2 separate regions of the Homo sapiens genome follow, and region 2 is linked to region 1. A link is a loop called in an ENCODE intact Hi-C map of the cell type or tissue named here. Cell type or tissue: heart left ventricle. All regions are shown on one strand. Links, peaks and the distances in the headings refer to the core of each region. The heading gives the core; the rest is flanking DNA. Region 1 has its middle 220 kb from the start of LINC02403. Region 2 has its middle 18 kb from the start of LINC02403.

The links. A loop is a pair of places that touch in the nucleus more often than their neighbours do. Peaks named below come from ENCODE experiments on the same cell type or tissue, not always from the same donor. Only the 100,000 strongest peaks of a DNase experiment are listed, where the experiment ranks them.
Region 2: a loop joins it to region 1, with 4 times the contacts of the local background. A loop is called at or near these places in 4 of 110 quality-filtered maps.

What each region holds. Positions count from the first base shown.
Region 1 is chr12:58,300,256-58,305,642 of GRCh38, forward strand. No RefSeq gene overlaps it. Among named protein-coding and RNA genes, the nearest start is that of LINC02403, 220 kb to the left of the region's middle. In heart left ventricle, for the core only: CTCF peaks have their summits at 2,344 and 2,548; no DNase peak of the experiment used is centred there.
Region 2 is chr12:58,103,269-58,108,655 of GRCh38, forward strand. No RefSeq gene overlaps it. Among named protein-coding and RNA genes, the nearest start is that of LINC02403, 18 kb to the left of the region's middle. In heart left ventricle, for the core only: a CTCF peak has its summit at 2,695 (motif pointing right); no DNase peak of the experiment used is centred there; H3K27ac peaks cover 2,606 bases.

The sequences.
Region 1 (5,387 bases), core at 176-5,175:
TTCAAGATTACCATCTTCTTGTCCATCTGGTTTTCTGAAGAGTGGGCAGAGGATGAAGAACTGACAAGATTAAATACAAGTTTACAGCCTCGATTTTACTTTCTATTGTGTTTTTTCTCTGGCATCACCTGGCTTAATGAGAAGTAGCCATTTGATGAGGACAGGCTTTATTCTTGAGAAGCACTCTCTTTCCTTCCAAGGTTAAGTTTAAAGACAAAATCCTTCCGTTTCATTCAAGTTCTGGCATTCACAGCCTGTGAGGTCACTTTAAGACATCTCAGATTTTGTTGTGACAAAGAAAAATAACCCAGGTTTTGTGCACCCACGTACAAACCTAATTTGGTGATTCCTAAAATTTTCTGTCAGCTTTCTGTAGGCAGGAGGTTAAAAAAGGTAGCTGTTTAATCTCTGTTTAATCCTCAAAGTATGTGCCAAAAAAGGATTTTTCATATGATAGTGAAAATAGCTCTTTCATGCATATTTTCACCAGCAAAAGGTTTAAGTAGGATTTTGAAATATCTTCAGTCACCCCTTTACCTATCTGAGTTATTCTTATTTCAGTGATGCCATTGGCACCTTGTCAGAGATGTTCGGGGACAGAGGCATTCTAGTAGGAAATTTAAAACTAAAAGAGAGATGAGACAACTTTGTTACCCAGCTGAATCATAATTGTGTTTTAAGAAGCTGATGGTACTTCAGGAACACTAAAATACAGATAGCATATTATTATTATTAGGATTATTAACCATTATAATATTGTTAATTGCTGTCACCGAGCTACTGTACAACAAAGCCTTAAACCCAACTCCCGTCTTTCTGAGCCCAGAGCCCAAGCTTTCCTAACCACCGTATTATATTGTTTCTTTGACCCTCCTTCTCCACCCACCCAGCACTCACTCCAGGCCAGCTAATTGCCGCTTCTTGCAGAATTTCCTCATCATGACACATCTGTTCCGATTTGTAGCTCTCTGTATATGTGATGGTCCCACCTGCTGGGCTGTCATGTCTTTGAAAATATGGTCAATGCCTTATATATTACTGTATTTTAAGCCATGAATGTAACAGAAATGCAGATTCAGTCACTTGTTACTTGCACAGTCCGATTAACAGCAAGGTCTGACATAAAGAAAGTGACTTTTGGCCAGTGCGGTGCCTCATGCCTGTAATTTGAGCATTTTAGGAGGCCAGGATGGGCAGACTGCTTGAGGCTAGAAATTCAAGAGCAACCTGGGCAACATGGTGAAACCTCATCTCTACCCAAAATAAATAAATAAATAAATAAATAAATAAATAAATAAGCCAGGTGTGATGGTGTGCACCTGTAGTCCCAGATACTCAGAAGGATCATGTGAACCCGGGAGATGGATCGAGGCTGCAGTGAGCCATGATCATGCTACTGCACTCCAGTCTGAGTCTGGGCAACAGAGTGTGACCCTATCTCAAAAAACAAAACAAAACAAAAAAACAAGAACAAAATTAAAAACAAAGCAATTATTTATTCCAAAGCTAGCTTAGGGGAAGAAGTACAGGCTACCTGCCTTAAAGGTATTGCTTCTCTTCTGGGGCAGAAAGCAAGGGCTTTTAAAGGGGAACTTGGCATGAACGGCACACAGGGAGGGATGCAACAGGTGGGGATCTATGTGACTTCGTGCCTTATCCACCGAGTGGTCAGCCTGGCGTCATTGAGGGCAGAACTAGATTGTAAAGTGGCCATTGTTTCAAGATGCTCTACCAGTGGGAAAGAGTTTCATAGCAGGCTTACTTTAAGTGTAAATTGCTCAAGGCAATCTCCTGGTGGGAGAGGTCTCAGCTCTGAAGCTTCTAAGCACACAGTTAGATGAACTTGCCTTGTAGGGAGTGTCTGGTGAAGGGAAGGTAGAAGGTTATAATTACATTTCTAAAGAGCCAAGTAGGAAGTGGGGAACAGGGGAAGAGGAGGAAAGAGGAAGAAAAAAAATTAAAAAATAACTCATTCTTTTTTTCCTAGAAAAATGGGGGGTCCTTGATTACGTTAGTGGGTAGTTTCCATTTTCTTGGCACAGAATTGTCTCTTCATAAACGTTTGTTTAGTGAATGATTACTCTCCTGAATAGTTACTATTTTATAACTTTATTCTTTAATGCACATTTTTGGAGTACAAAACTTCAGAAATAGAATCAACATTTTTAATAATTGTCAGGCTTCACACAGAAAGAGGAGACTAGTTAAATAAACTCATCTTTGAAAAGGTCTTTTAAGACTCTCCCCCAACCATCACAAAACACAGGAAGAGGAAGCAGTAAAGCAAACCTGTGGCTTTGGGAGACACCTACTGCCAGAAAGGATTGCAGTTTGGGGTGGAAATATTTCTGATACCCAGGTTGGTGTTGTGCCAATTGTGACAGTTGGCAAATACAACAGTTTTTATTGTATTTGCTTTTAAGAAAATATTCACATCCCTTTGAGTACAGGTTCCCTGTAGTATCTAAATCAATAGTGCCTTTAGACTCCATGTGACATTAATCCAACAAGAAAATCAGGTTCTCGTGCACCCAGATTTCCACTTGTACCTGTCACAATCAATTAAATTGATAGTGATTACAGAGAGATTACTTGGCTTGCTGAAGACCACATGGCCAGGAAGAAGGTTCAAGGCCAGAGCCCAGGCCTTTTGCTCCAGTGTACTTTACATTTACCAGCTGCCTCTGGGCTAGAAAAACTGCAGTTGTGTTTTCTGCTCTTACTTCAAGAGGTTGTTATATATCATGAGGTTAAGTACCTGATAGTTGTAGGCAGACTGTAATATATACAAATGAAGAGTACTAATATTAAATCTAGCAGATTAACCACAAGCTTTCCTCTCTGTAGACTCAACCAGGCAAATCTGGCCTCTTAAAGTTTGCTGAACTGTCTAATTCCAGGAAAAATCTGCCTTAAAAAATCTCAAGCACCCAAACTGTGAAAATAAAAATTAAAAGAACTTATGTCCCGTTGATGTTTAAGAATAAACAGACTTTTAGAAAACTCAGTGTTACGGCAAAAAAGAGACTGAAGAAAGATATCTGTGAAGTTCAAAATTTTGGGAGTAGTTTTTTCTTTTACCTTTTCATTTTATCGGCCTGCCTGTATCCACAATGGTAATTCTTTATTTTTTTCCCCTAGGTTTGACTTTTTTTCTCCCAACTCAAGAAAGTCCTACTGAGAGAAAATGCTTTGCAGAATTGTTTAATTATCACTAGATTTCTCAAAAAAAATTGTGACAGGGACTAATAATTCAGATTCAATGTTCAGTCTCTTTTTTCTACCACAATAGAACCACTGGTTTTTAGCTGTGCACCTGGCTTCTAGAACAAAAACTCTTATTTACAAACCTACCTTTTAGCCAGGTGTGACCATGTGACTAATCACTGGCCAATGAGATATGAGGAGCAGAGACGTGTTGGACTTCTGAAACTCTTACCTCCTGAAAGCGGGTGGGAATAATGTTCCCCCTTTTCCCACCCTCTTTCTTTATCCTGCTGCTCAAAATGTGGATTAAGATGAGCTACTTTGCACCAGGTAGATGAGAACAGAAACCTGAGGCTGTTGGAACCTGGGTCTTTTTTTGCATGTGACGGGGTTTTGCTCTGTTGCCCAGGCTGGAGTACAGTGGCATGATCATAGCTCACTGCAGCCCTGAACTCCTGGTCTCAAGTTTTCCATCCTGCCTCAGTTTTCCAAAGTGTGAGGACTACAGGTGTGAGACACTACATCCAGATGAGCCTAGATCTTTTAATGCATTTGCAAAACAGGGCTGTCCTACCAGCTTTCATGACTAGAAAGAAATGAACTTCTGTCTTAAGACACTGCTATTTTGGGCCTATTAAACATATAGCCAAATTTATATATACCCAATATAAATGCAGAGAAGGTGGCAGATTATTTTCAGATCAGAAATGAGTTTGAGGGCTGGGCACGGTGGCTCATGCCTGTAATCACAGCACTTTGGGAGGCCGAGGCAGGTGGATCACGAGGTCAGGAGATTGAGACCATCCTGGCTAACACGGTGAAACCCCATCTCTACTAAAAATACAAAGTATTAGCCGGGCGTGGTGGCCTGTCCCTGTAGTTCCAGTTATTCAGGAGGCTGAGGCAGGAGAATCACTTGAACCAGGGAGGCAGAGGTTGTGGTGAGCCAAGACTGTGCCACTGCACTCCACCCTGGGTGACAGAGTGAGACTCCGTCTCAAAAAAAAAAAAAAAAAAAAAAAAAAAAAGTAAAGAAATGAGTTTGAAATAAAATAATGATAAAATAGAATAAGAAAATTATCTTGTCCATATACTGACTATTCTATGGTGGCTAAACTTACAATAATGACTTGAATATCTGTTGGTGGACAAAAGCAAAGAGAGAATTCAAAACTCTGTGAATCAAGATTTATTTTATTACATATTAGCACCAAAAAACTAGGTATTCAAGTCTTCCATAATAATTTCATTCAGGTCAGGTCTATATTTCAAGCAATGGGCATTACTGATGAACTGTTTCATCGGACAACAACAATCAACTATCTAATTTATCTCGTGTTTGAGAGAAGAATGCTTGCTGTTAATGAGGAATTCTATCTTCTCAAGATGAGGGCTTTAGAAGGAATATCTGACCTGTTAATAGTTTGAAAAGACTTTAAGCCAATCTCAAGTCGCAGTAAATCTCAAACTTTGTAATTAAAATTAAGCAAATGTTCATGCATCGTTTTTAATTTGTGTTGTATTGAAAAGCTTAGGAAAAGAAAACTATGTGAGGAGATTAGGAGCCAGGGTGGGCAAGCCTGAATCTCACAGCGAGGAAGGAGGAACCAAAGTGTGATGAATCTTACAGAGTGTGATGATAAAGTTATGAGATAGACACCCATGAGAATAAATGAACTTGCCTTACAGACTAGATGGTTGCAACTTCATAGCTTCCTAGGGAATTTTACTATGTTTACTATCTTACTTACATAGTTTGTTTTTAGCCTATGTCAACCATATAGGCTATCAAACATGTGGCAAAGCTAGACGTTTTAATTTCCTGCCTTTCCCAAAGTAACAAGTTAGTTCTTTTCCAGTCTGTATGATGGTTTGGAAAATACAATAAACTAAACATACTCTTGCAGACACATGTGTGTGTACACACACACACACCTGCTCATCTATAGTAAATGTCTCTTGATTTTGATGAAGCACTGGATGCCGTGCTTGTATATTTCCTTACACATTCACTAATGTGGTCCCCACCACTATCTGTGAGGTGGGTATTTTATTATCCCCAACTTATAGATGAAGAAACAGCGACCATTTTTTGAGTGCTCTCTATGTATAGAGTGCTTCAAATACATCATTCCATTATTTAAGTATGTATTTTGATGTATTTAGTTTTTAATCTTTAA
Region 2 (5,387 bases), core at 242-5,241, 200 kb before region 1:
ATGTGACATTTATTACATTCTGTTTCCACACAGCATCAATGATCACATTAATCTTACTGCCATGAGCAGGGAGACCTGGTCAGAGAGTTTAAGAGACTTGCTCAGAGCTACACAGCAGGTAAATGGAGGGTCATGGCTTGGACCCAGGTTTTCTGACTTTTCCACTACCCTGAAATTGTGTTGTAATAATTGAATAGATCCTTTTTTAATACCAAAATTATACCATATTCTTCAACTATGCATTTTGATTTCTGGCAAAAACATGCCTATTTCTAAACAACCTATTATAGTTTTGCCTAGGTCTTAAACAGATATCAAATTAATACATTGGAAGGAGATAAATTTCTCCCTGCCTCAAACACTGTATATTCACATTAGGAGAGATGACTGCAGGAGAAGAGACAGTCAAGACATTTGTGGATCTTTAGTTTGGCATACAGTGGGACATTGATTTAAACTTCTCATTTTTTTTTCTCAAGAAAAAAAATTTAACAAGAAGAGGCAAAACTACTAAATTTAAAATTGCATTTAAAAATGCCATCCTCAAATAAACAAAAACAAAGCTGTAGGCAAATGGATTTTCTAAACACTTTGCCTCAAATCACATCTAGCTGAGAAGAAAATGGGAGAAGTTTTAGCATAAAATATAATTATTTGGGAGCCAATACGATGCAGAAAACAAAGGTTAAGTAAGAAAGGACATTCTGAGCCAGAATAGTAATAAGTAGAAGTAGCAAGTCAGTGTATTTCAGCAAGAATACATATGATTTTTTTTTAAGGGACAGGCTCTCGCTATGTTGCTGAAGCTGGACTTGAACTCTGGGCTCAAGCGAGCCTCCTGCTTCAACCTCCTGAGTAGCTGGGACTACAGGCATGTGCCACTGCACCCAGCTCTTGTATGGAATTTTTATATGGAATGTGTAATACATAAACTATTCAAATCACTGAATGCTTGTGAGGTATCCATTGCACCTGGAAATTAAACCAGGCTATCTCTTCATATAAAAGTGGAGAAAGCACTAAACAGGCTAAAGAAAATTACCTCTTTACCCTTGCCTCCTGTTTTCTGTTAGTCTTATATGAAGCTTTTAAGGGATAGTCAACTGCACAAAAGCAACATCTGCTTGGCAGATTTCCTTTAGTCCTGGAGCCCACCATTCCGTTCTATCTCACTGAACATGTTTATTGGAAAGTACGAGCAGATTCCAGTGGAAGCACAGATGCATTTATTTAACTCGCTGCTTGTTTCTTTGGAACTGCTCTTTTAAAATGGAGGCAAGAGTTTTGGGGCTGGTTACAATGAGTGGCAATGTCCACTTGTGGGAAATATTGAATGATGGATAATGTAACAGCTGCAATGAGCATTTGGCAGAATGGAAAATGTTCTAGATTTAGCTCCCTTGCATGCATGTCCAGGGAATGATTAGCAGGTTGGCACGATAAGGTCAGTGTCATTTATCAGCCAAAACACTCTCCAAGGTCAGAAAGTTAACTTTTGATTGTCTGTTGTGTTTTTAAAGATCTGCTGGCACAGGTCTTTGGGTTTTCCTTTTGAAGGTCATTTTCTGAATTAATGGGTTTCTAACTGTGTCTATGGCTAGGAAAATGGATTTCAGGGAAAATCAAGAAGATTGTATTTTTTAAAAAGACATTTATTGATTAGGAATATATATAAATTGTTAAGATACCTTTCTTTTCCCATATTGGTAGCAACTATCAGGTTGCACATATATAATTGCCAATAGTTGACAGTTTTTACCTTAAAGAAGGCAATTTTGTATGGTCCAACTGAATATATACTATATTTCAATTCAATCTAATACTTTAACAAATATTAAGTTCCTGCTGAGGTACTATGTTAAGTGTTGAAGCTACAAGGATGAACAAAATAGTCATGGGTCTTGTCTTCACAAAGCTTACAGTCTAGAAGTGGTGGCAGACAAACCACTGCTTTGATAGCGGAAGGACAGTTACTGTGTGAATTCAGAGCGAGGGAAGCTAATCCATTTTAGAGTGGTCAAAAGAATCTTCCCAGAGGAATGAAAGCTAAGCTGAGCTTGAAGGATGAGGAAGAGTTAAATGGAAGAGTAGAACAGGGGCGAAGAGGCTTCTGGCAATAGGAACAGCAGTGTGAAGACAGGGAGGTAAGAGCAATAGAGCAGGGGTGTGTGACATGACGGGAGCTGAGCGACACTCAGAGTGGAGGGAGGCTGTGTAGACAGATGATGCTGGGAGGGAAGAAAGGCCCCATGGTGAAGAGAAGAATCTGGTAATTCTGTAATAAAATACTTACCTCTCTATTCTGAAGGCATCAAGGAACTACTGGACAAGGAGTGACGTGATCGTGACGGTGTTGTATAAAAAGGGCCATGTGGTTGCTGTGTGGAGCATAGGTTGGAATCTGGGAAGTCACCTAGGAGGCTGTTCCTGGAATCCAGGCAATAAAAGATGGTGGCCTGTACTGGGGCAGTGAGCATGGGGATGAAACATGGAAGACTCTGTGAGCTGCTTGGGAGGCAAATTGATGGGTCTTGGTGATTCCACGGTCGGTGGGGAGGGGGCAGGAATGGGTGACAGAGAGATGGGAAGGAAGATTGCTCTCTGAATGTAGAACTGCTTCTGGGTCACTGGAATTTTCAGTGGCCACAGTGGTTTGACTTCTTAAATGACTCAGTGGACTCCAGTATCACAACTTGCCACCAGGTGCTGCTCTCTAACATCTGAATTCTAGCTTTAAAACTCTCTAGGAGGTTTTGGGCTATGTAATAATTATTAGATTTTAGCTTTAACAATTCCAAAATGTGTGCATGGAATTTATTTAACATGGAGGAATACCAGCAGAGTTTTGTTACTTAAAATCTGATGATAAAAGTTTCATTTTATAGTTCAATCCTATGGACATTGTAAGACTTTGGTCTTTAACTCAGTTCCGTGTTCCGCTTAGAGATGGTGTGGATTTGAATCCAGTAAAGCTAGAAAAGGGGTGAAACTGGTTCATTATTAGAAGACTGATTCTTTTTTTTTTTTTGAGTTTTTACACAGCCTCTTTTGTATTCAATGTTGTTTATTGAGGAGTGAATGAGAGACTACTGCCAGACATGCCAATGACACTTCACATTCAAGAGCTGGAAGCTGGAAAGCTTCCCGACTAAGTCACTGTATAAGCCTTCTGGGAAAAAGAACCAAAGTGCCATCAAATATGCCATCTTCATGCTTGTTGTCTGTCATCAGTTTGTTTCAACTTTTGGGTCCACTGGTTTGCTGGGTAGTAGGAGAAGACTGATTCTTCAAAAAAAAAAAGGGCCTGGATTTTCATTTGACAGACATCAGCTCAATTAGATCAGTGCTTTCAAGATGGCTCTTTCCTCTAGACTAGGAGGAAATGTGAAGAGAACACTTATTTATTGAGTACCTATTTTTTTCACATACTTTAAATTTTAATTTAGTCCCCACACCAACCTTTTGAGGTAGATCTTTGTATCTCTATGTTATAGAAGAAGAAATCTAGGGCAAGGCAGATTAATTGACGTGCCCAAGGTTACATAGCTGCCAAATAACACAACTGAGGCTTGATTTTAAAGCATACTTTTGCCTTCCACTTTATGGTGTCATCTCTGTCATGTCTCATACCCACAGTATGCCATCATGCCCATCATGCACAGATGCATGATTAAAATAAAAGCTCTTTGATATCCAACTTCAAGTTCATTTAACTGTCTTCTAACACATTCGTTTAATCAGCTATGGTAGCAATCTTATTTAAGTAAGGTTAGTAGATTCATGTTGATAATGAACTTGATAAATGAGTTGGTAAAAGGATACTGTTGCAACTGAAGACATTTTTGAAGTGGTTATTTGTATGTTTTAATGGATAAAAAGTAATTGTTACTATAGGATCCTTTTTGGGGCCTCAGTGCTCAGGGCAGATGGAATCCTGTCAATCAAACTTTCAGATAATAACAATTTAGCCACCAGAGATAAAGGAGCAATGCCCATATTGATATATAGTAGTTTATAGGGCCACTGAACAGAAGCTATTATGGCTGCTTGTAGGACCACCGAGTGGGAAAGCCTGCCATGTTGCTGTTATGGCAGATATGATTATCTGGAGGCTGTCTGCAAGGAGAATCCACCTGTAAGTAATTCAGAAGCTATCATATTCTATCAAGGAAAAAAAAATGTGGCTGGAGTCATTTGGGCCTCTTGAACAAAGAGGTCAGAACATGGTCACCCATTTTCAATTTCTTAGCATAGACTGTAATAAAGTCCACATGATTAGAAAAAGATGATGTAGCAAAATTAAGTCAGACAGAAGAGGCTTCAAGAAAAAGAGTATTAGAGATGAAGAGGGTTTCTACATAACAATAAAGTTTCGATTCACCAGGGAGATATAAAAACTTAAACTGATATACACTAATATCATTTTAAAATACATAAAACAAAAGTTGACAGAACTGTAAAGAGACAACCATGCCAGACATATCTGGTAGGTGAGTGGGAGATTTTAATCTAGTTTTCTCAGTAATTAATACAGCAGTTAAAAAATCAAAAAGGATATAGAAAATTTTAATAACACTAATTGTGTTATTGGTCCAACAGACATTCACAGATCACTGCACCAGCAGTCTTAGGAAATTTTGGAACATACTTTATGTAATTTATGGATTAAAGCAAAAATTATAGTGAAAAACAAAATATTGAGCAATAATGAATATACAACAAATAATTTATAAGATGCATCAAAACAACGCTTTGAAGAAAATGGACAGCCATGAATGTATATATTAAAAAAAGAAGAAAGGCTAAAAATTAAAGAACTAAGCATGCAACTTAAGACATTAGAAAAATAGTAGCAAAACAAATTTCTTCAACAAGGAGGAAGATTATAATAAAGATAGCATATATTAATGAAAAAGTAAATAAAGATACCACAGAAAGACTCAAGAAAGATAACTGTTGTATTTTTGAAAAGATTAATAAAATTAACAGTCTTCCTCTGGGAAGAACAATCAAAAAAGGAGAGAAGGCACAAATAGAAGTTGCTTGGGTGAACAAAACAGCATAACCATAGGTGATGTGGAAATTAAAAAAGAAAGTTTAAGAACATAATGAACAACATTTTGCCTATAGATTTTTTTTAGCCAAAATGGATCCTTTTTTGTTTGCTTGTTTCTTGTTTTTGTTTTGGAGAAAAATAATTTGTTGACTCATGTAACTGGATGTACAAGAATGGACTTAAGACACAGCTGAATTCAGGGACTTATGTCATTATATCTGCTCCTTTCTCCTTCTCTTGACTCCACTTAAATTTTATTTTTTTTTATTCAGGGAAAATATCCATATGCAATTTGTCATCTTTACCATTTCAAAGTGTACTGTTCAGTGAT